Regions from separate parts of the Mus musculus genome. Here regions 1, 3, 4, 5, 6 and 7 are each linked to region 2. A link is a loop called in an ENCODE intact Hi-C map of the cell type or tissue named here. Cell type or tissue: left cerebral cortex. All regions are shown on one strand. Region 1 overlaps Nrxn3 (neurexin III). Region 2 overlaps Nrxn3 (neurexin III). Region 3 overlaps Nrxn3 (neurexin III). Region 4 overlaps Nrxn3 (neurexin III). Region 5 has its middle 86 kb from the start of Nrxn3. Region 6 has its middle 72 kb from the start of Nrxn3. Region 7 overlaps Adck1 (aarF domain containing kinase 1).

Region 1 (4,000 bases), 290 kb before region 2:
CTTTTCACACTCAGGCTATGATCTTTGTTCAGTTTTCTCACAGCAACTTTGAAGAGCTGACATATTGACTGTGGGAAATGGTTACTACCCCTCTGCTATTCTCCATCCACCCAAAATCCAACCCCACACCTCCTCAAGGAGCTTTAGAGAAAGAGCTTGAGAGAGCTGTTTCAATGATAGACTACATTACTTAAAGCAACAATATTTTCATTTTTTACACAGAACAGAACAGCTTGAACCGAATTTAAACTTGGTTTTGGACATCAAACATACTTTTGTGCTATTACTGTCTCCTTATCTGCTTCGTGTGGGTCATTCGGTACATTTAAGAATCAGTGTTTAGGCTGGAAGTCCTTGAGTGACATCTGTTCACCACCCACCAAATTCATACATTTGCTTTAGAAAATCTATTAGGCACTCTACATCGCCAGGGTGAGGCACAGGTTTGGTATATTCTGGACCTTCCCTCGTTTTCACTTCCTACTTCTTGGAGCTACACAATGTTTCCATCTGAGAGTCTGAAACTACATTTTCATCTTTGTGTGTGTGTGTGTGTGTGTGTGTGTGTGTGTGTGTGTGTGCATGTGCAGGTCAGAAGTAGACATTAGGTATACCCTATTGTTCTTTACCTTGTTCTTGTGAATAAGTATTCCCTTCAAACTGGAGCTCACCTGTTCAGCAAGAATGACTCTCCAGTCAGCGCCAGAGATCTCCTCTCTTTACCTCCAGGCAATGGAATTGCAGTCATGCCAGATCTAGCCTTCATGTGGATGCTGGAGGTCCAAACTCAGATCTCCACACTTGCATAGCAAGTGATGACCAAGCCATAATCCCAGATCCCAGTGTTATCTTAGTTTAATGGATGGATAAGTGTTCACAGGGAGGCTGAGTAACTTGCCTGAGAACACATAGGTGCCAGGCCTGGACTATGACTCTATATGCCTCATTCTGAAGTCTGGAAGTCCAGAGGCTACACTGCTGCTAGCTTCAGAATGAATACCCATGCCCTACCGATTCAATTTTATAGCAATGTACTTTAAATATGTATGCAACCACCTTCTCATTTATTTACCTTCTGTAAACATCATACATTTACCAGTATATATCCACACTTTCTTGATGCCCATTTCTAAAGCAAAACCTGTCCTTGTTTCCCCTGGCCAATTTGAAGGTATAGGTCCTAGGACTGTCCCTGATCCCCTGCTCTTTTAAATGTTCATTTTAACTTCTAGCCCATACTTCAAGGCATGTTTTACCCACCTCCTCGAAAGTGACTCTTCTAGGAAACCTAGTTTAGTAAGAAGGGGACTCTCTTCTCTAATCTTTGGTCTTAAGAACCTGTAGACTTACATATTCTTGCTATCTAGTTATTTTTAAGTTCTGTGTCTTACAAATCAATAACAACTTGAGTTTTGATTAGTCTATCATCAAGCCACAGCAGAAGCTTAGTAAAAGACTCTACATGTATTGCCCTTGAGAAAGCTCAGCAACCATAAACATTTATAATCTCATTAGTTGGTTGAAATAAAGACTCTATTCTAAATGCAGCAGATTGAAGATATTCCCTGCTTATTGAAATGATCCAGTTCAGTGTATTTACCCATGCCAACCACCAGAGGGCTGACATTCCTTTCTTTTCACCCACCATCAGAGATGTAGTCTGAAAAATTCTGGGAAATGCTTTGCTAAATCATCTTTGGTGACGCTCCTTTTTCCATGCTATTTAAGCCATAACATAGGGCCCCAAACTTTGGCTTTATTTTCAGTTGTAGGTGATGGAGTAAGTTTCTTGCACACTGTTAACTGAAGTCTGTTAGTAAACTGATGGTATTCCAGGAGTAAGAAGAGATGAGCAGGTGGGAGCAAAAGATCAGAAGTATCACTGTGCTGTGAAGCCCATGTGTCCTGTCCACATTCGGCATAGCACCTTTATGTTGTGTGGGATGAACCCAGGGGAACCCTACAGCTGCCTCTCCTTCTTGGAGGATGAGACATCTGTTCTTAGAAAAGCTGCAAGGGGGATTCTATTAATATCTTTTGTTCACTGAACTGCCCCAAATATCTCTAGAACCAGATTTCTTTCCCATGTAAAAAGACAGCCTACCCCAGTTCTTTCTGAAATCTTCTGACAGCTTTACAAGTAGGGTGGTGAATGACCTTTCTTCCTTTGTAAAAGGTGTGTAGAGACGGGCCTATTCATAGAGATCTGACAGAGCTGACACCTGCTTCTCCAAAAGTGTAGCTTCTCTCTAACCACACTCCACTGACATTTATAGAATATGATTATTTTTGATAGTAGGGAACAAAAGGGGAAGGGTAATCAGAATTGTAAAGCATAGGCTTTTATCCAGCATCCCCCACGCTGAAAAGTGAATCTTATTTTCAGGATGGATGAGCAGCACCCAGAGGCAGAACATTACTCTCTTTTCCTGAGAAGAGATGGCTTTGCCTTTGGGTTCCTGTCTGCTCCTCTACATTCTCATTTCTCCAAGCTTTCCTCTTCCCCCAGATCTATAGAAGCCATATCCAGGCAACTCCACAAAACTAATAGTTTCTTGAGAAATAATAAAGTGCTCTTTGAGCAGTATACTGGTCTGCTCCCTTAAGTGCTGGGGAAAGGCCATCAAATGCTTATCGAGTTGCAACTTGAATCTCAGGCTTGACATGCTGGAAGTTAATGATTTTATTATGCTTCATGGTTTATAATTCAATCATAAGGCATGGCAGGTTGGACACATTCTTTCAGACAGTTAAGAATGAGGAGGACTAAAGACTGCTAGCTTTACCAAATGGTCATTAACTCAAAACATGTTTAAGCAAGACACACTTGGGGATTGGAGCAAGGCTCTCAAATACAGTTTCAGTGCCTGTGGACCTCTTCACACTTACCTGTCAGACAAAGAAAAAGGCTGTAGAAAAGGTGTCGTGAAGGAAAAGGATTGACTTACCTGCTTTCCAGCTTCCTTGGCCAATGGTACAGTGGCAATATTTGTACTGTTTGGATTCAACTTGCAACATTAGGAATGGATACAGTCATGTAACAGTACCATACCAACTCATGTCTACATGCAGTACTATTCAAAGCATGCTTGAGACCACATGGTACGTGGAAACTGGGTGCAGTATTTATTATGGTAAAAATGAAAAGAAGTAAATATTGAATCAGAACAGAAAATATATAGGAAGGATAAAGGAGGGAGTGGGAAGGAGTCTTCTCTAATTGGCTATGTTTATTTCAACTCCTTTCACTCACCATAAGCAAATTCATTTTCACCTCACTGCACCGCATTCAGGGGACACTGAGGTAACCTTGGAGCTCATTAGAAATCCAATGCTTATGTTTAACTATACCCCAGAGAAGCCATGTTAGGAGATAAGTAAGATAGATAAATGCATGGAAGGATTTCATCATATAACCACCTGTTTATGAGCAAAACCCAATCATAAAAACACCTGTAAGCAGAAAACACAGAGGCAATATTTTGTCCTTTTGACATCCATGATGGTATTTAAATCCCATAGCAGCAGCAGATTGTAAAGAACTGATTGTAATTGTCATAGTTAACCATATGCACTTCTCCACTATATTGTATAGCTTTGCAACTGGCAGACTCGATCAGGTATAAAAGAAACAGAGCTTTTAGAATCCCAGGAGATGGAGGAAACGACCCTTATCCAATTCCACTCATTCTAAATTACTGTGGGTAGAGGTACGCTAATTCCCCAGCCATTTCAAAAATGGAAAACATTCATAGACAGGACACAATCAGCATCTAAATTCATATTAGCTTTGGGTTTTTGGTTTTTTTTTTCCATTTTGAATGAGCTTTTGAAAGGGGATGTTGTAAAAGAATGGAGATGATGGGCAGATAGGATGCTTATGAGCACAGAAGCAGATGTTTTTAAAGTAATTTCTTGAAAGAAGTGGAATGGCTGCATGAAGGAAAGCAGGCGTATCTTATAGAAACAAACTTACCTGGAAACTGAAGATCTGTTCATT
Region 2 (4,000 bases):
TTGCTGAACTCCAGAATGGCGGTGCCCATGCCCCTAATCACCAGAGTAAATTCATCCTTTCCATGTACCAAAACTGCCTCAAGTGGTTCTGGGTCCATGTAAAACTAGGCTTTGGGGTTCAGTTACAGAATGAAAGTCTTTCGCTGTGAGGCTCACCTAAGTAAGCTCCACAAACCCAGAAAGAGTGCTGCATTGCTGAGAAACGTTTTTTTTTTTAATTGTAAATGTAATCATTCCAAGTGTAAGTTCCTCTTAGTCTCACAGTATCTCGAAAAATGACTAGCATAGTTAGAAACACTCCCTTCTGTTCCTCAGCCTTAACACAGTCTTAGCATGCCAGCAGATTCAGTATCATCTTTGGACAGACTTCATGGTTTACAGACGCTACCTGGTTGCTGGGATCTCATAAAGGAGAAGGAACAAGCTAAGCCTTTTCATAATCCTGAGTTATCTACCCTTGTTACCCAATCACCCCTCCATATCCCAAGCCATCTCATCAGTGATCAGGTATCACCATGTTGAAGTTTAGGTGACATAAAGGTCCTAGAAATAAAACTACAAGCCCCACTTCTATGCATGATCCAGCTTCCCTTACTCTCTCTACAGTCTCCACCTCACACCAGAATTTCACCTCAGAACCTTGTCTATGGCTTTCGGGCTTAATTAAAATAAAAAGAACAAAATGTTAGTCCTTCTTTCTTATAAGATAGGAGGATAGTTTAAAACCCAGAAGAAAGGGATACAAAAGGAACCTTGAGGATGGTGGGAGGGACACAGGAGGAGGAACCTTGAGAGGATGATGGAAGGGATGCAGGAGAGTAAGCCTTGAGAGAATTGTGGGAGGGATGCAGGAGGAAAATACTGTAAGAGTGGAGAGAGGCTCGGAATGGGTATTCTGCAGGTTATACAAAGATAACCTGGAACACCTTCCCTAACTACTGGTCCTAGTATTATTCTATACTCATTCCTGAGCCAAAGGGCCTCCAAGCTAATAAAGCTAACAGAAGAAAGACCAGTCAGAACTGACAACATAATGTTCCTACTATGAATAGCAACGATGCTTGCTACCATTACTATTATTCATAATAAAGCTATTTGTGCCCCACTCAATACGAGGTTGAACAAGCCCATTAAGAACAGGAAACCTATTTCCTGACCAGTACTGTTTACACACATCACGAGGAGACACTTGCTGGCTGGGAGAGCCCCATTTGCTCTAACACAGACTTGGCAGAAACCAACGGAATGAAAATAAATCCCTCAAGTAGAATTGCTGTGTGGTCACTGAGGTCATAGATCCTGTCTGGCTGTGCTATATGCTAGTATGAAGAAACAGCAATGACCAAGGTCACCTTGCTGTCATGCTGAAGACAGGGACCCTCCTGAGGTCAGCTGAGCACGATCTAATTTGCATAAACAACTCTTGGGAAAGCTGTGAACTAGTAAGGTAGTTCATTACCTACACTGTTAGTCCTGCTTCCTTCATCTGGCCCTTGTCCTGCTCCCCCCTTGACCACTGAGAAACCCACTCTCTGCAGGGTCCTCTGAACCATAAGACTGTCCAACCCCACCACCCTACTGCCTCCTCAAGATTCCATTTCCCTCTGTCAGTTTCTCTCAAGAAAAGGTTATGCCTAAGTGACTCATTTAACAAAACCAACAGTGATGTTTAAGGGTCCTCAATGGAGGGTCGCAAGATACAATGCCCAAGCCAGTTAAGGAAGAAGACCAAATCACATTCCCCAGGGACATTCCACTCAGACAGAAAATTGAAGGATCCAAGCAATGAATCCATAACAGCTACATTCCAAAGATCTGTGACAAGTTGCGACCACTTTGATACAAGGGGCTTGTGGAACCTCTGCCTTCTCCCCTTGAATGATTCCTATATTTTCAGCAGTGCATGGCTTTGTGCCCTAAGGTTGGTTTCCTAGGATGTACAGCGCTCCACATGTTCGCACCAAGTGAAGCTTTCTTCCCAGCAGAGGGCAGCAGCCGCCAGAGGCTGGAGCACGGTGCAGCCATCTCAGAATGAGAGGACAGAGGCAGAAGGCAGGAGGGTGGGGGCTGGGAGGCAGCAGACCGGGTTTGCCACTTCATCATTTGTTGTCAGCTGTCACCTCTGGTACGATCTGGCTTTCCAGCCACTGCCCCCATAACCTAGTACTTTCTGGCTGGACTGCCTCACCCTGATCTGCCAGTGTGAAAGGCTTTGGGTTATTAATCTGACCCGTGGAGCAAAAGCACATTTAAACCTCTTAGCTTTCCCTTACTCAGCTGCTGACGCCACATGGAAAACTGGAAGAAAAAGAGAAAGACCAGAAAAGATCCAACCTAGCTCTGCTCCCTCCGTCAATCTGCCCAGCTCTTTATGCAAAGATGGGGCTGAGGAGGGTCCACTCAGTGAATGGATAGCCACTACATATCTTATCCTGGGCATCAGCCAAAACCAGCAGCAACATCACACCAGTCAGAAAATCAGGCTTTCAGAGTGTCCTTTTGGGGTCAGCAGGCTTAGCACAGGATGCCAAGATTGCTTTAGACAAATGAAAGCAATCAAGCAAGAAACAGAAAAGAACTACATAGAAGAGAGTTATAGGTGAGTAGATGGTGTTCTGGATGTTGACGCAATAGGATCTGCTGAAATGCATACCCAGGGTCTAATGTTTGTCATGCATCCCACAGCCCATTTTACTTGACTTAATTACTGATGCTGAACTCACTGGTCTATATTTTTTTTTCCTTTCCAGTTTTCTTCTATCTGTAGGTCACAGTTGAGGCCATGGCAAATCCCTGATTTCTCAGTGAGTTTACCAGGATGCCCAGAGTTCTGTTTATACCTCATGGAGAGAACCAATCGCCCACCACCATCATGCCCAGAGTTGCTGGAAACTTCATTATTGGCATGTACATAGTGTTTTATAATATCTGTCCTCTCACATTTTGTATCACAGCAGAACATCATCATGACTCCATAAGATAGTCATTATTAGACCCATTTTGCAGACAAAGAAACCAAGGCACAGAGATTATCACAAATGGATAGTAGTGACAAAACTGGTAGTTTTGTGGTAGTTTCAACAGCTCTATGCTACCACTTTAGAATGCAACCTGACAGTCTAAATCCCTTCACGCTGATCACTAAAAGATTTTGATTGTCCAAGCACTACCTGAGGCAATGCTTAGATGCTTTCAAAACTCTTTCACACTAGGAAAAAGCTCTTCTCAAGTGATCAGTTTTAGGGGCAAGCCAGGGGGAAAGCCTACAGTTCCAAGAAATTCTATAGGAAAATTGAAAATAACTTTATTCAAGATGATATCTGAACTGAGCAGAATAGCAACACAAGGCATGCTCCTTAGTGTTCTACTTGATCACTGAATGTTAACTGAGACTCTGCTATGTTCAAAGGGTCATCTTAGAATTGGAGGGTAGATGAAATGAACACAAGATATCACTTGTACTAGACAGGTTCATACAATCTGTCTAGAATAAAACATACAAAACAATATAAGACAACATATATCAAACACTAAATGAGTACTGTTAATAAGTATCTTAGAACTCCGGCAAGAGGAAATACCAAATATTAGGTTGATCAGAGAAGGCTAATAAAGAATTGGGATGTAATGGGAATTCTGGAAAAGAGATCCAGTAGAAAGATTCTAAATACAGATGTTGGCAGAGACTGGCTCCTCCCACCATCCATATATGCCAAGTACAATGGTAGGCCCATGCATTATTTAGTCAGAGAAGTGCACAAAATCTACACTGAAGACTACACTCCATTGAATGAGGACAATAGGAGGGGAACTAAGGAATGCACTGTAGATTGAAGGACCCCCAAAACCAGGCAAAGCAACTAGAACTCAACCACAAGGAAGAACCAATCACTTCATGAATTTCTCAACCAGCTGTCTCCTAGAGAGGTGGTGGTGCACCATAAAAAGCCTAAGATGTGCCCATGGGGGAAAATAAGGAGAGCTATATACAATAAGTGGG
Region 3 (4,000 bases), 280 kb before region 2:
GTTCCTAAAGTGTCCCTAACATTAAGCTAGTTGAGCAGTATATGCCTTGACTTTCCAATCTGTAAAGTAGAAAGAACACTACCAATTTCTCAATGTTATTCTAAATTAAATAATCCATGTAACATTGGACACTTGGCAGATAGCAACAAGTTCTTAATATATGTCAGCTGCTGTTAGTGTAATAGCTTAACATGCCTGATTTCAATTCTATATGACAGGCACATTTCCAGGAATGTCTATGCATCAATAGTCTCCAGACATCGAGGAAGTCTGCACAAAGTTGTAAGAATAAATTAATATTTTCCACAGAGGCTGTTAACCTGAAGTCATAGTGTGATTTAGAACAGGTTTTCTGGAGGATTTCTAAATAGAGAGATACTTTAAGTCTTGGTCAATGGAAGGAAATTTAAGAAAGTTAAGCAAGTTAGACTTGACTCCAAAACTCCAGGATATCATCTGAGCAGTGGAGACAAAGGGATGAACAAAAAGACACAGAAGTTTTGCTTTTCTTTTCTTCCCATGGTGAATACTGCATCTGATGCCTAATACCAAGAAGGAATTGTGTTACTCACATCTATCTATATTTCTTTATCTATTACTGCTCAGGTAAACTATGTTTAGCCATCTTGGTCTCCTTACATACATCCCCATCCTTGGGACCTTAGCAAACAACTGGAAAACATGCTGTCCAATATAACACAGATCTGAAATCATAAAGCAAGACTTTGCTATTTAAATATTGGTTTTCTTGAATACTGCTATTTTGCGATCTACTTTGAAAAAGTGGGTCTTCATGAAAGCTGGGAGCTCAAATAACTGGCATATTTTCACACATGACCAAATTAAGAATCAACTTGGAAATGGTCAATCTAAAGGGAGAGTTCCATCTCTAGTTCTGAAGATAGCATGGCTGACATTGAGAGGAAACAGGTTTTCTCAAAATACACTTCCCCTTTCTAAAAGGAATCAGGAACAATGTTATAGGACAGTATTCCTCACTCTTCTCAAGTAAGAAGCATTCTGTAATAGAAAAGGATAGGAATTGGATTGGGAAGTATTTCCACTTGAACACTGGGAAGGATCGAAGAGACCATTATCCATAGCTGGATACAATGTGAAGTGCTTAAGGGAATAATGTCTTTACGGTTTCAAATGTAGTCTTAATTTTATGTGTGTCTGTGTGTAGTGTGCATGTGTGTGATATGTGCACAGAATTGCAGTGCCTGAGAAGGCCAGATAAAATCTGAAGTTACAGGCTGTGTGAGTCCCTTGACAAGAATGCTGGGAACCAAACTCAAGTCCTGTACAGGAGCAGTACCTTGCTCCTAACTGCTGAGCCATCTCTCTGGCCTGAATAAGTATTTTCAAGTAAATAAATAAAGATATCATACATGAAAAGTTTTAATATTAGTAGGAAGCTGGCTGCTATTTTGAACTTAAAGGTGATTTTCTAGAAAGAAAAATTTGAGCATTAAGGCTAGAGATGGAATTCTGTGTAAAACAAGCAAGTCTCTTACACAGGTGGACAGTAGGTGGCGATACAAGTTAAGGAGTAAGTCTTAGCCTAGCCTTAATGAAATCAGACTTCCGAGACAGAGCCTTAGGTGCTCTGCTATTTTGTGGACCCTCCAATGTTCAGTGCAAAAGAAGGGTATTCGGATTTTAGTTGGATCCTGAATTGCAGCAGAGAAGGTGTTAACTCCCACACACTGCAGGAGCCAACCACAAACCTTCCCCAGTTTGAGTCTACTTAATATTCCCTGCCTAACTCTGATGTGGAAACCTTTCCTTCCCACCAATGTAAACCACACATACCTCAATATGTACCCTACATAAAAGGCACTAATTGTGCAGTGGAATGAAACCAAAAATAGAAAGTTGTGAAAAAATTCAAGATAGAGCCCAGAAGACATAGATGATTTAATTTGCCCACCATTTTCCCTTCCCAGGAGCTCTAAATTGCAGCATTCAGTTGCAGCAAAGTTATTATTATTATTAAGCAGCCTATCTGCAAACTGTCCACAGTAGTAGAACATGGTTGTTAAAGTGCACATTGTCAGTCCCAGCACAATGCACTAACTCAGACATATTGAAAATGAAGGCAAAGAAACAAAATATATGTTTCAAGTATTAAAGTGGCACTGGGAAGTAGAATGGAGTTAATTCTTGTGTTCAAGGAAATTAAATGGAATTAAGGGAGTGGTGTCCTCAGGGCAAGATGCCACACAACTAAGCTTATTGTTTATGCATTTGCAGTTGTACCATAGAGAGTTATATCATGTTTGCCATTATTATCACCTGGTTATTGTCTTCATTGAGACATAAAGAGATATGACTGTGTGTCAAAATGAGAAGGGATCGATTGCAATAGCTATTCTCACTTGTCAACTTGACTATATCTGGAATAATGGCAATCCAGAACAGGTATAGATCCTGTTAAAAGGAATTAAAGAAAATCTTAGGTTCCAACATGGTGGCACATGCCTTTAATTCCAGGAGACAGAGGTAAGCAGACCTCTGAGTTCAAGGCGAGCCTGTTATAGAGCAAGTTTCCAGTAAAGAAGAGCTTGGGTTCAGGCATGGTGATATAGGTCTTTAATGCCAGCACTCAGGAGACAGAGCATGCAGATCTTGGATTTCAAGGTCAGCCTAGTCTACAGAGCAAGCTCCAAGAGAGCCAAGTTTAGGCAATGAAGGGAATAACAATAATAATAACAATAACAATAATAATAATAATAATACTCATGAGATTTAATAGAATGAAGAGGCTATGTTCCAGCTCCAGCAAGCAGCAGAACTTGGCAGCTATGGCCATGTGGTTCTGGCTTTAGAATCAAAAATAGAAGGGGTTACTGGGACAATTAATGCTGGTTAGCTGGAGCTAAGAAATTATCCGTGATTAAGAAGAGATCAGCATCATTGAGGTTAAATCTTCTCAGAAGTGTTTTCTGAGAGCAAAATGAAGCTGTGTTCTAGAGATAGGCTTCATGCTAGCAGCGGGTAATCTTTAAGAATTACCCAGGTGGTTCTTCTTTAGAAGGCATGAGGGGGTCATCAAGAGCAGCTGAGACTTGGCACTGTAAGAGGACACTGGTGAAGGTCCAGCCTCAGTTGCAGTTGGTGGCCAAGGAATGAAGGGGCCATGCAAAGAATTTGAGGCTTGGCACCATGAAGAGAGCCTATGAGAGGCTATTGATGAAGGCTAGTTGAAGTGAAAGACTCCAGAAAATTGGTGATGCCAGTACTGTGGAATGATCACCAAGAACAGCAATAGTAGTGAAGTTAGAGCCTAGAGTTCTACAGAGGGTGAGCTGGAGAAGTCATCCAAGCTCTTTAGAGGAGCTCAGAAGATCATGTATGGATCAGACAATGGAACAAGATTCTATGAAGTTAAAGTTCCCTTGGAAATCCCAAAAATGTTACAGATGTCAGAGTTGTGGGATACATCCTAAGAAAAGCCAGTAACAAGGAGTGGAACAAGGCCAAGAGAAAGAATTGTGTTGTAGTCAACAAAGCTGAAAGGAGTTGGTCATCAGACATGGAGATGGAGTTTTGAGCTTGCCCAGCTGGATTTTGGTTTTTCTTTGGTCCAATATTTCCTTACTATGACATTTTGGAATGTGATATATATCCTGTGATGTTAATACTATGTGATCTGCTTTTTTATTTTGATTTTATAGGGGATCATATTTTAAAAATTACAAGAATCTCAGAAAAGATTTTGAATTTAGGACTTTAAAAATATTTTAAGACTTGTGATAGACTATGGGGACTTCTGAAGTTGAATTAAAAACATTTTGCATTATGTTATAGTTAAGTCTATGGGGGCCTGAGAGTGAAATTTGGTGGTTTGAATAGGTTTGGACTCAATGGATTCATGTGTTTCAATGCTTGGCCATAGGGAGTGGCACTGTAAGGAGGTGTGGACTTATTGGAGTATGGATGGCCCTGGAAGAAATGTGTCACTTCTTTAAGGTCTCATATAATCTCTAGCTATATC
Region 4 (4,000 bases), 110 kb after region 2:
AGTCATTTTCTTTAAAGGTGTGGTCCCTAGAAGGCTGGCCATGATTCGGTGGATGGTCCCCTCTGGTAAGTATATGGATAGCACAAACTGGACTAGGTGGGTTACAAAAAATTTCAAAAGATAATAGGAAGTTAGGATAAATGAAGGTGGGTGTGAGAGAAGTTAGAGAAAAGAGTGAACATGAATATTATCAAAATACCTTGCATATGTGTATAACATTCTTAAAGGAGCACTAGCATATGTTATATTTAAAAAGCAAACAGCTGGAGAGATGACTCAGAAACTAAGAGTGCATTCAGCTCTTGCGGAGTACTGGATGGAGCTCAGCTCCCAGCATAAACCTGGGGTGCCTCGCTGCTTTTAAGGATGCCTCCGGCCTCCGTGGGTACCTGTGCTAACATGCACATACCCACATGTGCACACATAAATTAAAAATAATAATTAAATCTTGGCTGGGGAGATGGCACATCACTGAACAACATTTGTCTGCTTTTCCAGAATACTTAGGTTTCAATCCCAGCTCCCATATGGCACCTCATGTCTGTCTGTAACTAGTTTTAGAGACTCCAGTATGGCCTCTTCTGCTCTCTACAGGTGCCAATCACACAAGCAGTGAATGAACATATATGCAGGCAAACTATGCATTTACATAAAAAACCAATAGATATTCAAAAATTAAATGATGCATGTAAACCAACTCTTTGTTGCATTTATGTGTGTAGCTGTATGTGTTCCTGTAAGACTCACATGTATGTTTGTTGTCCATGTGCAAGTGGAGACAGGGGTCAACCTTGGATGTCACTCCTTAGAGCAGTAGTCTACCTTACCCTTTGAGGCAAAGTTTTTCAAAGTCATCCGGACTTTATTAATTTGACTAGATTGACTAGCCAGTAAGTTCTAGGGGTCTTCTTGTCTCCATTTCCTCAATAATGAAATTATATGCACATATCACCATACCAGGCTTTCTTACGAGGCTTTCTTACGTGGGTCCTAGTAATGTGACTCAGGACCCCACATTTGCATGGCAAGCACTTTAGCGATTAAGTCATGTCCCCAGCCCTGTGGGAAGACAGGATTGATGATTGCAGAGAATTGTAGGAGGTTTTATCACTTGGGTTTTAAGAAATGAGATGATTACTTGCACTATACACCATAGAAATATTTTGTGAAAGTCCAAGAAGATGATAAAGAGCAATATAAATAAAATTAAGCACACATAGGAGATCAGGGAGAGGCACAAAGTGAAGTGTTTCCCCATAATTCACACAAGGAATCAGAAATAATAAGAGAGTTCAGAGGCATCAAGGAAAAGAAAGAAAGAAAGAAAGAAAGAAAGAAAGAAAGAAAGAAAGAAAGAAAGAGAGAGAGAGAGAGAGAGAAAGAGAGGGAGGGAGGGAGAGAGGGAGGGAGGGAGGGAAAGAAAGAAAGAAAGAAAGAAAGAAAGAAAGAAAGAAAGAAAGAAAGAGAGAGAGAGAGAGAGAGAGAGAGAGGGAGGGAGGGAGGGAGGGAGGGAGGAAGGAAGGAAGGAAGGAAGGAAGGAAGAAAGGAAGGAAGGAAGAGAGTGATCGTTTCTCCTTCTTCCCATGCCTTGATTGAAAAAGGGGCAATGACCAATAACTCCCTACTAATACAATGGGAATTAAAAGGTTTTATGCTTTGAGTTGGATATGTAGCTACGCAGAAACTGAGAAGTAGCCTCAACCCCTTCATCTTACCTCAGCAGAAATCTTCCAAGAGGTGAAAATCCATTGGCTGTTTTCACCATGGACTAGAATCACTTTCATCTTTATACCTCATGGGGAAGCAGAGTGCCATAGGGATGGAGACAGAATAAGGAGGCAGTGGCTTTAGAATAGGCAAGACACCACGGAATGCTACCTGTCAAAATACCCACATTTATTTGGGGAATCCCCAGGAGCAAAGCCAACAGACCGTGGAACTAGTGTAGTGTGCCACCTTCTGGTAGGATTACATATTACACAATTTCTTGATTCATGACTGCTCACTAGCTCTGGGCTTGGAAATAAAAAGAAACCTTTCAAAGCCAATGTTGTGTTTTCATAACATCTCCAAGACCAAGGCTAGACCAAGAATGACCATGATGAAATGTGTCTTTAACAGTTCCCATGTCCTTATTCCAAATTGGAACCCTCATTCAAGCTCCCATTTGACTATACAAGCCCAATGTTCTCAGTCAATATATCAATAGCCATGGGTAGCTGCTCACCTCCTCTAGCCATACTCTACTGCCAAAGGTTAAGAGGACAGGTAATGCATACATTGCCCTTACATGTGCATTTAAGTAGGTTCTGGACAATTACTGCAATCCAGGCACTATGCTAGATCTGATCTCATCTTCCAGGATCTTATCATCCATTGAGGAAAGCAGTGATGTACTTAGGTAATCACAAGTCCCTTCTTGGGGTAAAATGTTCATAGTAAAGGAAGTCTAGGTAGGAAAAACTACCACTTATGGTTAAATTAGTCAGAAATGGCAGTGTTTGATCTCTGAGTTGAAAGATAAAATTTTAACAAAAAGAATCAGAGAAAAATACATCTGGAAAAGTTAAAACAATGCACAAAAGGCAAAAAAAAAAGTAGACAATTAAAGACCTTTTAATAGAATACCTGTACCAAAGCATACCAGGGGAGAATCGTGACAGCTACCACCTACCCAAACTCCTTTTAAAATGTGATCTTCATCACCTTCAGTTATTGCTGCTATGAAGCCCATTTTCTTGATGGAGAAAGTGAGTCTTTCAGAGGTAAGGATTTAGTTTATTGTGATTCCATGTTTTGTAAGGAGAATACACAACCTAGGGATTCTATCCCCTATAGCCTGGATGGTAGCAAGTACAATAAACAAAAGAAAATGGTTGCAGCCATTTCATGGAGGGCAAAGAATCCTTTCAAAAGCAGAGCAGGAATGAGTTTTCAAGGTGGTCTTCTTCACTGTCTATCCATCCAGACATGGTGACTCTTCGCTGGTTATTATCTTTCTTCTTAGAGACATACTCTAAGCTATCCAGCCATATATTCACAAGCTTGAAATCCATAGTAAAGTTATCTCTTCTTTCCCCCAGTGCATTTATCTGTTTGTTTGATTTTTCTGCTCACTGCATTATATGTTATTAGGCCTTAGGGTGCCTCCGTGAATTAAAGCGATACAGTCAAAATGTATGATTAAAAGGCTGAGAGGCAATAATAGCAACATAATCATACAGAGCATTCATATCCCACTTTAACATCTGTTGTCTCACTTACTCACAGAAAAATCAGCAGCACTCCGAGCCGGGAATGACAGAATGTTAGCAACTCAATTTTACCAGTGGGAACATTGAAACAGAGAGGTTGGCTAGTTTGCCTGGGGCCACAGAGCAAGTGATTGGAACTGTCACTAAATCTCCTAGCTTCCAGCCCAGACTTGTTTCCACAGAACTGTGGTCTCTCTACTCAGGAAAGATAGGTTTAGGAGATGAGAGGGCCCAGGTTTCTTACCTCAGGGAGTTTTGGGTACGGCACCATGGACAGAGAACTCAAGGCTTTTTGAGGGGGAAGCGGTTTGGTTTAGGTGAGTATGTTTGGACATGCACCACTATATCCAACTCAGCATCATCCTTCCATGACACACAATGCTACTCTCCAATTTAAAGCTCTCAAGCTAAATTCTCTGATGCTGACTAAAGGGTATGCTCAGAAAACTGTATACAGGCCATGACATAAAAATCACCTCGAAATAAGGCCAAGACTAGAAGAGGAAAGCCGCATTTAGGTCGAAGCAAACACAAACACTAATGGAAGCAGCTGCTACGTCTTCACCAGGTAGTCTGGGGCAAGTTAGCCATAGTGACATTTACCCTGCACTACCCCTAATAAGCCAGCTACAGTTAGCCAAGATTCTCTCTTTTCACATTCCAACATATTATAAGGACCACCTCCCTTATAAGCTATTAAATCTAAAAATAATGCTATTTGTCTGTGGAGCTGTGGCTTTGTGTCA
Region 5 (4,000 bases), 400 kb after region 2:
GTTCCAGATAAAATGTATATAAAATTTCAGTAATGACATTAATAAGTCTCATTCTTAGAAGTCATTCTGTAAAATGGAGTGAGACATTTGCTACAGGGAGGACAGGAAAATGGGAAAATCAAACATGCAATACACACTTTTGAGGCTCAGGACACATACACACTCTTTTTAGCCTTTGGTGGTTGAGTACTGAAGGCAAGGGACTATGGCAGCAGACCACCTACTATCAAATCCTGGCTTTACCATCTACCAGCTGGGAGATCTTCGACAAATTGGAAAATATTGCCTTATTTTGAAATCTTTTAAACAGCTACAGGGCCATGGAGATTAGTCAGTGGGTAAAGGTGTTTGCCACCAAATCTGACAATCTGACTGCGATTGACGGGACCCACAGGATGGTGAGAACTATCTCCTGAAAGATACTGGACCTCCACATGCATACACCTATGAACCTACACACATACACACAATGAATATATAAATTGATTGAGTATAATTTTAGAACGGTTTAAATAGTTACAATAATAGTTGCTCTCTCTTCAAAGGTTGTGATAATTAAATAATTTAACTTATGTAAAGCACTTAGAATAAATCACAGAGTCTGGTAAGTGTTGTATAAGTATTACCATATTCATCCCCAGCTGCAACCCTTCATGAACATTCATGCACATATCAACATCAGGCATCCTCCCAGACCACTCCTCAAGGCAATCAGTGCAAAGACCCCTGTGCAAATTGGATGAGGCAGATCCCAGCAGGAAGCTGATTTCAGACCTAAGCTTAAAGAGGTTTCAAAAAACAGGCAGAGGTGAAGATGCAGTGCATGTAGAATTGTAGAAAACTATAATTCCTTTAGAATCTCATCAAGACTCCAAATAAGCATCAGTACCTAACCACACCCAGTTTACAGAAGTTATAAAAGGAGGCCCCACATCCTCTAGGCACTTTCTCTGATATCTCCTTGGCTAGAACCATTGTCTGAAGACCAGTGATCTTACTAACAAGATTACAACATTTGCTAAGAAATACAACATTCTGGGTTCACCCAGTTGATCCTTATGAGCCTTAAGTGTGCCCAAGCCTAGCATACAGTTTAGCATACTAACAGTTTGTGGAATAAATGAATTATAACTCTTTGTTTGTGCTTCCAATAAATAATAATACATTCACTGAAACTAATCAAAGCACTTACTTTCATTTTCTCATCATCTAAACCAAAAACTGTAATAATAATAATTGTTATTATTATTATTATTATATTATAATAAATTCTAAAACAATCAGTTGGCGTTTTATAATAAAGCAAAGTGTGAAATCTTCATTAATTTTAGGTTGGACATCCATTCTATAAGTTTAAAGATCTGGTTTCATCTAAACTCTAATTTCATATTGTCCCATTCGTGGTGCAAAACAAAGAAATTTTTAGAACTGAGGAGACAATTTCCCCTCAAATTTCGTAGAGAGGGATATTGTCTTCAGCACCACGGAGAGCTCCCAGGCGGCTCCGCAGGGTACTGAAGAGCCAGCATTCTTCACAGAGTGTCACCCAGACTGCACACCGATGACCCCTAGTGAAACCCCATGGCCGCTGCAATTCAAACCCTGATACTCAATAAAAAAAACTAGTAAGTCTGGAGAGAATGGGCCTGGAGACAGCTGACTGATCCGTGCAGCTACTTTTGTGCCAACTCGGCATTTTTATTTCCCTTTCACCCCTCCCCCACCAGAAGTTAAACGTCCAAGTGAATTCAAAAGCTGCAATCTAAACTGTGATCCGATCAAGCTGGTCACACCAGACAAAACTGATCTTATAGGAATGGTGACTTTATCCATTTTGGAGAACAGAGTTCATTACAATAATAAGAAACAGAATAAGAAATAAGCAGAAACGGGAAGAAGAGCAGCCACAGCAGAACTGGGAAAGAATTCACTTTACTATCATTTTGGAGGATTAATTCTAAGCTTCCCTCCAATAAACATCATTTTTCACTCTAGTGGGAGGTCCGGAGTCTGAAATTATTCAAGTTAACTTTCAGAGTGCATCTATCTCCTCTTGCCAAGCTCAATGATATTTGTTTAATTGTCACTTGGCCTTCTGCATAGTTCACTGTGGAAGTCCACACACTAGCAACCAGATAGTGAGATATGGATGCTTAGGAATGACTGAGTGTGTATAGTACACATCTTGGAATAACTGCAGAAAACAGGAAAGTAAAAAGGAACCATTGCCAGAGTAGGTTGAGGAGTAACAGAGATGGGGATTGCAGGCTACAAGGGATCTGATCAGAGAAAGGAAAAAAAGGGAGGTTCTTTAGACAAAATAATAATTGTATCTGAAAAGTCCTATGGAATCATACTGTTAACTCTTTATGTAAAAAAAGCATACAATAATATGCATAATTCTGTGTATGAATATATAGAGATTAAATGAACTTTCCCCATTTGGGCTGACAATGCTTACACAAAGAGAAAAACCTAAAAAAAAAAAAAAAAGAGCTGAGACCACCTAACAAAAGCCCCAATACCAGACATGAGAAGCCTTCTTTGGAAGGCTTTGTTGTTCGGGGCTGTCCAAGAGACTCCCAAAACATTTCTGCTATTCCCCTTGCTATTCCCCCAGAGCGAGAAGGAACTTAAGGTTCTATCAAGTAATATGTACGTCAGGACTAGGGTTTAGGGATGCCTGAGCTGGAACTGTCCTGAATGAATGCAGGAAAGGGAAGGAAGAAGTTATGTAATTATATTACAATCTCAAAAATAAAAGAAAAATAGAATGTGAGCCTACAAACACACCCCACCATAAGCTGTAGTTTTCTGTGGCTCTACATAGAAAGGGAAACTGTGTGGAGACAATTACGTGTGCTTCAGATAATGGGTTATTTTTAAACCTGGCCCCCTCTAGGTCCTTTGCCTACCAGCCAACATAAGTGGGAGGATTATATAATTACTTGGAGTCTTCTCCTTGGAGATACTAAGTATTTCAGGCCACATCCCTTCAGCCACCTCCTCAGTGGCAGCCACAGTGTACTGATCACCTTTTCTGAGTTACTACATGCTTTCACACCTCTATTCTTTGCCCATGCTGCCCCCTCAGCCCAACACCCCCTCTTCACTTTTCTTCCTTCCAATCTCCTCATCAAGCTAACATTATGTTCATGCCTCAAAGCTCAGATCAAAAGCTACCTCCTCCATGATGTCTTCCGAGATGTCGTCTATAACCGCCTTCCACAATAACCATTTCCTTCCCTAGTCTTATCTTACATTAGATCTTTCTGTTTCCATGCCCCTATCCAGATTTAACCTCACAGAGAGCAGGCATCTCTCTCTTTTTTGAAGTATCGTCGGCAATACCATCACACTGTGTGGCTTCTCATTCATCACAGAAGGCTATAATACAGTTTTGAATTGATGAGCGATTGAACAAAATTGAACAATGGAAAAGGGAATTTGTAATGTTTTTCCACAGTCATCTTTAGCTAAAATCTTGAATCAAAAGTAACTTGCAAACTGTGTTTACAGATCCATTATGCCCACTGAAGGAGGAAAGGGGAATAGCTAACTAAGCCTTTCACATAACTGGCTAAGGCTACGTTCACCGTCTCTGTGGATGGAACAGATATTCCTTCAATTTGGGGAAGTCTTAGTAACTCCTTTGCCCCACTACTGGGATATGCCCAGAAGAAGCACAGTTTCTGTACCCCAGTTATGACCTCCTGTTGCTTGGTGCTATTTGCCACCATATTCTTATGTGAACTTGACTTCTAGCCTCTCCATAATTGTATCACCACTGGTTTAATAAGCCCTGTACACATTCTACTGTGTTTTAGAGCCTCGAGTCATGAATCCTTCAAGCCATTATCCAGGGTAGCTGAACACAGGAATGTGGCTGTGAACACTGTACATGAATATAGCTGTTTAGAGTCAGGATCATCTCTTGCTGCCACCACACAAAGGACAATGCACTATTAGGAACAGAGCACTCTCCAATTCCTGTGAAAGC
Region 6 (4,000 bases), 380 kb after region 2:
TCACTAGCTTAGGGAAGGATGGAGGCTGGGGGGTAGATTTGTCTTTCCATTGTAATCAGTACAATGTTTTTTAGAGCAGTTAAGTTTTGTGGTTAAGAGAGAGAGAGAGAGAGACAGAGAAAGAGAGAGAGAGAGAGAGAGAGAGAGAGAGAGAGAGAGAGAGAGAGAGAGAGAGACAGCTCAAACTCTGGATACAACACAGAGCTTTTTTTGAGGGGGGGGAGAAAAAGAAAAAGAAAAGAAAAAAACAATACATCGAACCAAGCTTTAAGGTCACTCAGAGCTTGCAAAACCCACAGTGCTTACACAGAGTGCAAGTTTTCAGACAAGCTTGCTACTAAATCATTAATATAAACAAATGGAAGGCAGAGGAGGGAGATTTCCCTTGTAACTGATCCAAAGAAAGGAGTACACATACACTTGTGCACCTACACACACACACACACGCACACACACACACACACACACACACACACAACCTTTTCACCTCTTGAGTGTGCCTCTTCAAGATAGTAGGAGTCCAAGTTGAAATTTTATAAAGAATGACCTTTCCACACCCCTCCAAAAACACACATATGAGTGTACACACACACACACACACACACTTCAGCTAAGGGAAATCCCTGTCCCCATCTAATTTTGCCTTCTTGTGATTCTCAAAGTCCCTTCTTCAGGAAGAGAGAGAAAGTGGCTTCAAAATGTCAAGGAAAAAAAGATCAACCTAAAATGAAGTGATAGACACGCATCATTTTGGATTAATAATCCAATCAAATAGGAGAAAGTCATAAAAAAACAAATAAGTGATTTTTAAAAAGAGGAAGAATATAATAAATCTAAAACATTTTCTGACTTTCCTAACGTCTCGAGCCAAAGAACACAACTTCCAGGAGAAACCAAAGTAAAACAAGAAGAGTTGAAAATCTATTCCCGTGGTCAGTTGTGGTCCTCAAATACAGCGTTTAAAAGAAAAAAATAAAAAAGGAAAAGAAAGAAAAAAAATCTAGGTTGGTCGCTCCCAACAGAAAACTTCTATCCTCTCAGGTGCAACCTCTTCCCGGAATGTACAAAACCCGGAGTCGGTTTGCCTCCTGCCTGCCTGCCTTTTCCCCCAGAATCTTACCTCTGGGTTGAACCGAAGAGTTGGGAATCTGTCAGTTTGGTGTTTAATCAACTGAGTTTGCTGGGTGTTTCCTCCTTCGAAAGATTCAAATCCCAGAGTCTTTCTGACTCCTTTTCCTTTTTCTTTCTCTTTTTTTCTCTCTCTGGGAGGGAGTGGCAGGGAAGAAGGGAAAATGCTGGAGGTGCGAAAAGCAGGTCCTGTGTGTCTGGAGCTGCCGGTGGCTGCGTGAGGGGAGGATGCTTTGCCTCTCCCTCGCTCAGTGAGTTGCATGCAAGAGGAGATGTGTAGGGCTGCGCTCTGAGCCAGAGACTGCCAGAGGAGCCCAGGAATTTCACGCACTCCAGAGTTGGCCCCTCCCTCTCCCACACAGACCCCGGCATTTAAAGAGACAGCTAGGCTGCCTGGCTTAGGGCTTCACCTCCTCCCTGGGTGTTTTACAAACAGCTGAGAAGATATTACCAGGGAAGGGGCGCTCTGAAGCGAGCTCTCTGTGAGTGAGTATCATTCGCCCTCACCCCAGCCTGAGAGAAGAGTTCCTCTCCAGAACTGGAGCAAGACTCCAAATAAAGATTTAAAAAAAGAAAGAAAGAAAGAAAGAAAGGAAAAGAAAAGAAATCCTCACACTCCTGCACTCCTGTACAATAAAAGGACTGCCCACCTCCTCCTTGGTGCACTTGTTCACTGCTGACTGAGGTAGAGAGGATACTAACCTAATGTGTGCCTCAGTTTCTCTGAATAGTCACTTTCCTTTGCAAAATCAGGGCAATCTTTGAGCATCTGGTGGAGTTCGAGGCTGTAACTAGGACAGGAAACCATTCCTTCAACAAACACCTCTGACTGCTGGATCTAGATGAGACACAAGGGCAGGCAGCCAGGGACATCGAAATGAAAGTGACAAATGATACTTCCATTCAGTGGGCCCTCACCCCAGAAAACAGACCCACAGTATAGCTAAGTCTATCCCAGAGCAGCTGAAAGCCAAAGGATGTAGAGACTAGACTCAAGCTTTAGGGGGTCAGAAGGAGGTGTCTACCCTGACTTGTACCCAGAGCACAGGGTCCAGGCATCTCTACCACACTCCAAATCCCTCAGAGATCTGTCACCAATTTGATAACTAGTCTCTGTGAGGAAGCATTCCCCTAGTCCAGCTTAAACAACGGATGACAGTGGGTGGCAACAATCACAGAGGTTTTGCTCAGTGTCAGACCTTGGTGCCCATAGCAAGAAAACATCCCCAAGTCCTTTCAACTCCTACCCCATCTTTACAAGGATGTATTCAAACAGTGATGTTCTTCAGGCCAATGCCAATGGCAATAATAGCCATTAACAGCTGTCAAGCATTGCTACAGACCAGCATCTTTTTCAGTCCACTGAGGCTAGTACTAACTGGAGTCCATCTTGAGCTTTGCAAATGTTTCTGGAGACCCTGTGGACAGAAATAGCTGGCCAGAAATTTAAAACCAGGTCTACATAAATCCAGAACTAGGGCTACTATGCTTCCCCTCCCAGGATGGCAGTTATTAGGTCTGTGCTTCCTGCAGCACACTTTCCCAGCATCCTAGCATTCTCCCACCCCAGGCATCATTAACGCTGTGTGTCCCAAGTATCAGGCTCACAAGACACCAAACGTATCTGTCACGGTCCCTGGCCCAATAAATCTTCAGTCCTTTGGATAGAGGTAGAGGTGTGCTCATATAAAGAAAAGGAAAGTAATATAGAATAGTGTAAAAGACATCCAATGGGACTGTCAATAAGTGAGCAGTTATTCTAATCTGGAGACAGAATATATTAGGTAATAATATAATATAAGCATAGTAAACTAGCTGCATTTGGGCCAACCCTAGGTGGTCACAGACAGTCGCAGAGTCTATATTATAGTGTGTTTGGCCGTTTAGATAACAATCTCACTTGTGTGTGTGTGTGTGTGTGTGTGTGTGTTCCATTCTTCAATACCCCCATGCAACCAGCACACATAGGAACACAAACAAATATGTCTTCATGAATTAATCTTATATACAGATTTTCAACTCTGCCTGTTTACTCTAGACCTAAACTGTCCTGGTTCCACATCTAGGTCCTCCTTAGCAAGCCTTCCTCAAAGCCTGTGTACCTTATTTGTTCCCAGAATACATCAGGAAAATTCAGAAGATGTAACCCATCAGTAAAAGGCTCAAGGAATGTGAAGACAAAAGCCTTAAGGGGAAGGGTTGGAGAGATAAGTCAGTCAGTCAATGAAGTACTTGTCAGGCAGGCATGAGCACCTGAGTTCCCCAGGACCCATGTAAAAATCCGAATGCAGTGGTGTGACTTATAATCCTAGAACTAGGGACATAGAGACAAGCATATCAATGAGACATACCTGCCAGCTAGCCTAGCTAAATCATGAGTTCCAGGTCCCAGTGAGAGACTCTATCTCAATAGACAAGTTGTGTGGCACTGGAAAGATGGCTCATTTATAAGAGCACTTCCTGCTCTTACAGAGAACCCAAGGCAGAGTTCACTTCCTGGTAACCACTTTGGGGAAGTTAACCAATGCTTTATAACTTTAGGTCTAGGGCATTCAATACACTTTTCTAGACTCTTCAGACATATGGCATACACTCATACAGACATGCACATACATACATACATACATACATACATACATACATACATACAAACACCTTGATAAAAGATAATAAGGCATAGAATGATCGAGAAAGACATTAACCTCTAGCCTACGCATTCACTGGTGGGGTAAGTGCGCACATGCGTGCGCGCACACACACACACACACACACACACACACACACACACACACACACACACAACCATGCACATGAATATTCACAAAAGATAGAGTAGCAACAAGGCTAAGTACCTATAATAGTAAAATGCCCC
Region 7 (4,000 bases), 700 kb after region 2:
AGTGACGTCATTCTCTTTAACTTCTCCTAAAATTTTAGGGGTGAAGGAGCCTCTGTCCATGGTTTCCATTTTGCTTGCTCTGTTTTCTTTTCCTTTATTTCAGTATAGCCTCACTCACATATCGCAGGCTGGCCTCAAACTCATGATCCCAGCATCTCGAGAACTACGATATGGATGTCCATACCGTGTCTACGTGCTTGGATCATCTGTAAACATGTTACATCCTGACTCGCTTGTGTCCGTGGAGAGACATGCCTATGCAGGAGTGTGTCTGCAATTAAAGACGGCAGTGCCAGTGTAGCTGACAAAGATGGCAGTGCCAGTGTAGCTGATAATCATTATGATCACTTCCTGGGCGCCACTAACCCTGAACTCTGCTTACTTTACTTGCCCACTTATAAAAAATAACCACATCTGCTGGACATGAGGGCGCATGCCTTTAATCCCAGCACTTGGGAAGGGGAGGAAGGCAGATCTCTGTGAGTACAAGGCCAGCCTGGACTACAGAGTGAGTTCCAGCACAGCCAGGGCTACACGGAGAAACCCTGTCTTGAGAAATAAAAAACAAACAACAAGGTAACCACATCTCTGCATCACTGAGACAACCAGGCTCAGCGTATCCTGCCTTTCTTTCTCCCTTATCTCTAGGTCAGTCTCTTCAGCGTCCCCTGCTCAGTCTCCTCTCCAGTTCATCCATGCCCTCAGACTCACATCCTGAAAAGAACATTGCAGGCCTTTCAGAACGTGGCCTCAGCTCCTAAACACTACAGTCTAGTCAACAAAGCTCAGCCACCTCCCAGCTTCTGCCTCCCCTACCACTACACCTTGGCTGAGCCCACATCACCCCCAGTGTGCCCTTCCTCCCATCTGTAACTTTGCTAATCCCGCTCATCTTTGAAGAACCTGGGTCACATGCCACACGCTTCAGAAAGTCTCCATTTGCTTGAATGAGATCCCTCTCTCTCCTGCAAACCCGTTGGACCCTCGTGTAACCGGGCATTACCTTGATCAACCTATCTCACACGATGGGGTCTGGAGTGAGGTCAAACCATAATTGGCCACATCAGGGTCTAAAACCTGCTCCTGTTCCCACATATGCCAGCTGTTTCTACAAGCAAGAAAAAGAAGGAAGAGGAAGATCAGGTGCTGAGCCTCCAAATCACAGGCTGTTATAACTGGAGGAGGCTCACACTTCTTCATAGGACTCATGCATGAGACCAAAGACTGAGAGCGGGTGGGGTGGGGGCAGAATGCTTGTTTAATGATCAGGAAGCAAAGAGAGATGAGGCTAACAAATCCCATCAAGGGTCCCTGTGATGGTCAGTCTTGGCAATCAATGTAATAATGGTTATCAGAACTGCCACAGAAATTAACCTGCTCCCAGTGTCTATAAATAATTCTCTATATTGGGTTAGTTGAGGTAAGCAGACACACCTTAAAAGCGTGTGGCAGGCTAGGGTCCCATACTGAATAAAAGGAGACAGAGCTAATCAGTGGTGTTCATTGTCCTCTACCTCCTGGTGACAGGTGCATTGTGACAGCCTCGGACATGCCGCCACACTTTACCTTCACAACGAGAACCAAATAAACGCCTCCTTTCCTAAGTTACTTCTTCTCACATATTTACCACATCAACAAGAAGAGTAACTATTACAGTTCTAGGTGGCCTAACTCCTCCCAGTAGGTCCTTTCTACTACAGGTGGATGGCCTGACTCCAAAGCTAGGGCCTTTTAAAACACAGATCTTTAGAGGACAGTTACTCAAACTTCAGCAACAGTCAACTGACTCATGACTCGGGCCTGTACCTGCCCCAATTGTGGTGGATATCAGTCTGGTCTCCTTGGACCATGCCCAAGAATAAAAAGAGCCTGAATCTCATCCTTCAGGGTACCCCTTGTGAGGAAAGGGCCAGGGCTCCAACACATATCCCTGACTTGTAAACTCAGGTGCCACCTGCTGACCAAACGAGATACTGCATTTGGACCTGTGGCCCTAAGAGTAGTCAGGAGAACAGCTGAGATACTCAACTCAGTCCAGACCAAGGTCACTTCTGAGACAGGAGAAAATGTCCCTGTCACTTTAAGCCCCACCAGCTCTTGGGCCTTCTCCTATTATTTTCTGCTGCCTTTCACTTAGCTTAGTGGCCCCCAGAACTCTTCTGAGCCAGTCCCTATGCACAGATGAAGACCTTCAGTGACCTTTTTCTCTGTACCGTGGTACCACCTGATGTCCAGGGGTAGGACCTCACCTGGAACCAAGTGTTATCAGGGGGCAAAGAACACAGCAATGATGTTGTCTCTGTCTTATATCCCATCCCTATAGTGGGGACACCCTCTCAGGCCAGCCTCAACAACCTGGAACAGGAAAAGGTTTGAATACACAAAAGACTCTCAGGGACTCTGTGGATGGGAAGGGTCCTAAAGAAACATATGAACCAAGCCTTCGGGACCAAAGCAGTATGCTAAGCTACAGCTCCTGCCTACGCCTGCCTGTAGTTTTTGAACTCAGGATGACCTTAAAGCCTGGCCAAGGACAAGAGAGCTAAGGAAACGGTGAATGCTGAATGTTCAGCTTCTTCTAGCTACATCCTGGGACCGGGGATGGAGCCCGCTGCTGCAGGGGTCCTACAGCCAGAGAGAGCAGGAATTTGTACAGTTCATCAACACTGTCCTTAAAGAGAGAGTTCTTCCCAAGCAGTTCATGGGAGGGGCTGGAAGAGGAGGGGGTGCAGAGTGAGTGACTTCCTCCGCCCTCACAGCCCCATACTCACCTACCCAGCCTCCCACACAGCCCCTTTCCCCTCCCCTCCGCCCACAGATGACAGAGCATGTCCCTAGAGGACAAACACCACTTTCATGGGGGGGGGGGAGACTCTGATTGGGTACCTATGGAGCCTGTGGTAAGAAACCAGAGGCTTCTAAGCTCCCCAGGAGTGAGGGACAGCCCATGTTCTAGTTTCATCTAGAACCCAGATGAGAGCATCACTATCTCGGGAGGACGACAGACAAACAGAGGCAGTGGTCACACAGCCATTAGGCTTAGTCCTACAAAGCTGGAGGAGACTGGAGAAGACACCACGAATCTTTAGGAGACATCTTCCAACCCCAAACACCCTGCAGCCAGCTGGGGGGCCCACCATGACTGAAGACACTCTGACTTTTCACCTCCCTCTGCCCTGGCCTGGTCTAGAAGAAGGCAGTGAACTGCTCTTGCCCCACTCCTTACTCCGAAGCTTCTAAGAGTTAATCTTCTCCCCCCCCACCCCCCACCCTCACATCTTCCCCTGCTGAGTTGCCACATGCCAGTAATGATGTGCTCAGCACTGTTATTACAGTGACTTATTTCGTTTTAGCTTGGGAAGGGGGATGAATCTCACACTGCTGGAAGCCAGAGGCCAACAGTCTCAGCAAGAAGCAAAGGCATGCTGGCTAGCACCAAGGCCAGCCCCGTGGTTCCTCTATCCGAGTCCTGCTCCCCCTGGCCTCCAGCCCTAAGTCAATCTGCCTCTCACTCCTTCTCCCTCTGGATGAAATGTTCCTCAGAGCAAGGCAGCTGGAGGCATCTGTGACTGCCCAGGGCCCCACATGGTCAGATCACGAGCCTCTCTGCAGGCCAAGTCATTGCCGGTACACAAGATCTCTTTAGCTGGCTGCTGGCTGCTTACTACCAGCTCCACAAGTCAGTTAAAAAACAAAAACAAAAAACAAAAACAACCCAAAACCTGGGAAAGGTCATTTTACCTATTAAACACTGATTCCTAGTATACACCTTACTATTCAGGTGCTGCAGGTCCAGCGGAAATGGACTGTCATGGTCTTCATCCCTAAAGGTTTTCTGATTTGCAATAGAATGGCCTGATGCCAATCAAGCGACAATGCAACCCTTGGAGGGGGCTGAGTTGTGTGGGCCTGATTCAGTCTAGGGTGGTCAAGGACTTCCCAGGGCGGCTACAGAGGATATGGGATAACAGCACCAAGCTCTCTGCCTGGCATCTGCTAG

Evidence for each region. Peaks named below come from ENCODE experiments on the same cell type or tissue, not always from the same donor. Only the 100,000 strongest peaks of a DNase experiment are listed, where the experiment ranks them.
Region 1: a loop joins it to region 2, with 2.2 times the contacts of the local background. A loop is called at or near these places in 2 of 42 quality-filtered maps.
Region 3: a loop joins it to region 2, with 2.3 times the contacts of the local background. A loop is called at or near these places in 2 of 42 quality-filtered maps.
Region 4: a loop joins it to region 2, with 8 times the contacts of the local background. A loop is called at or near these places in 15 of 42 quality-filtered maps.
Region 5: it touches region 2 in a loop (5-fold over the local background); 12 of 42 quality-filtered maps call a loop at or near these places.
Region 6: it touches region 2 in a loop (2.5-fold over the local background); 8 of 42 quality-filtered maps call a loop at or near these places.
Region 7: a loop joins it to region 2, with 2.8 times the contacts of the local background. A loop is called at or near these places in 13 of 42 quality-filtered maps.

What each region holds. Positions count from the first base shown.
Region 1 is chr12:89,393,333-89,397,332 of GRCm38, reverse strand. The region is part of intron 9 of Nrxn3 (neurexin III); the gene reads right to left. Among named protein-coding and RNA genes, the nearest start is that of Gm40537, 420 kb to the right of the region's middle. In left cerebral cortex, a CTCF peak has its summit at 1,608 (motif pointing right); DNase peaks (open chromatin) are centred at 297 and 2,034; H3K27ac peaks cover 2,507 bases.
Region 2 is chr12:89,104,603-89,108,602 of GRCm38, reverse strand. The region is part of intron 3 of Nrxn3 (neurexin III); the gene reads right to left. Among named protein-coding and RNA genes, the nearest start is that of Gm40537, 130 kb to the right of the region's middle. In left cerebral cortex, a CTCF peak has its summit at 2,001 (motif pointing right); DNase peaks (open chromatin) are centred at 357 and 2,018; H3K4me3 peaks cover 401 bases; H3K27ac peaks cover 1,057 bases.
Region 3 is chr12:89,381,016-89,385,015 of GRCm38, reverse strand. All of the region lies in intron 9 of Nrxn3 (neurexin III), which reads right to left. Among named protein-coding and RNA genes, the nearest start is that of Gm40537, 410 kb to the right of the region's middle. In left cerebral cortex, a CTCF peak has its summit at 1,519 (motif pointing right); a DNase peak (open chromatin) is centred at 1,538; H3K27ac peaks cover 221 bases.
Region 4 is chr12:88,990,275-88,994,274 of GRCm38, reverse strand. The region is part of intron 3 of Nrxn3 (neurexin III); the gene reads right to left. Among named protein-coding and RNA genes, the nearest start is that of Gm40537, 20 kb to the right of the region's middle. In left cerebral cortex, a CTCF peak has its summit at 1,964 (motif pointing left); DNase peaks (open chromatin) are centred at 343, 1,927 and 3,303; H3K27ac peaks cover 1,360 bases.
Region 5 is chr12:88,707,003-88,711,002 of GRCm38, reverse strand. No RefSeq gene overlaps it. Among named protein-coding and RNA genes, the nearest start is that of Nrxn3, 86 kb to the left of the region's middle. In left cerebral cortex, a CTCF peak has its summit at 1,569; DNase peaks (open chromatin) are centred at 1,636 and 3,015; H3K27ac peaks cover 342 bases.
Region 6 is chr12:88,720,307-88,724,306 of GRCm38, reverse strand. It overlaps a transcript of Nrxn3 not described here. Among named protein-coding and RNA genes, the nearest start is that of Nrxn3, 72 kb to the left of the region's middle. In left cerebral cortex, no CTCF peak of the experiment used is centred here; DNase peaks (open chromatin) are centred at 1,429 and 1,913; H3K4me3 peaks cover 1,794 bases; H3K27ac peaks cover 903 bases.
Region 7 is chr12:88,403,264-88,407,263 of GRCm38, reverse strand. The region is part of intron 4 of Adck1 (aarF domain containing kinase 1); the gene reads right to left. Among named protein-coding and RNA genes, the nearest start is that of 3200001D21Rik, 28 kb to the right of the region's middle. In left cerebral cortex, a CTCF peak has its summit at 1,962 (motif pointing left); DNase peaks (open chromatin) are centred at 1,961 and 3,522.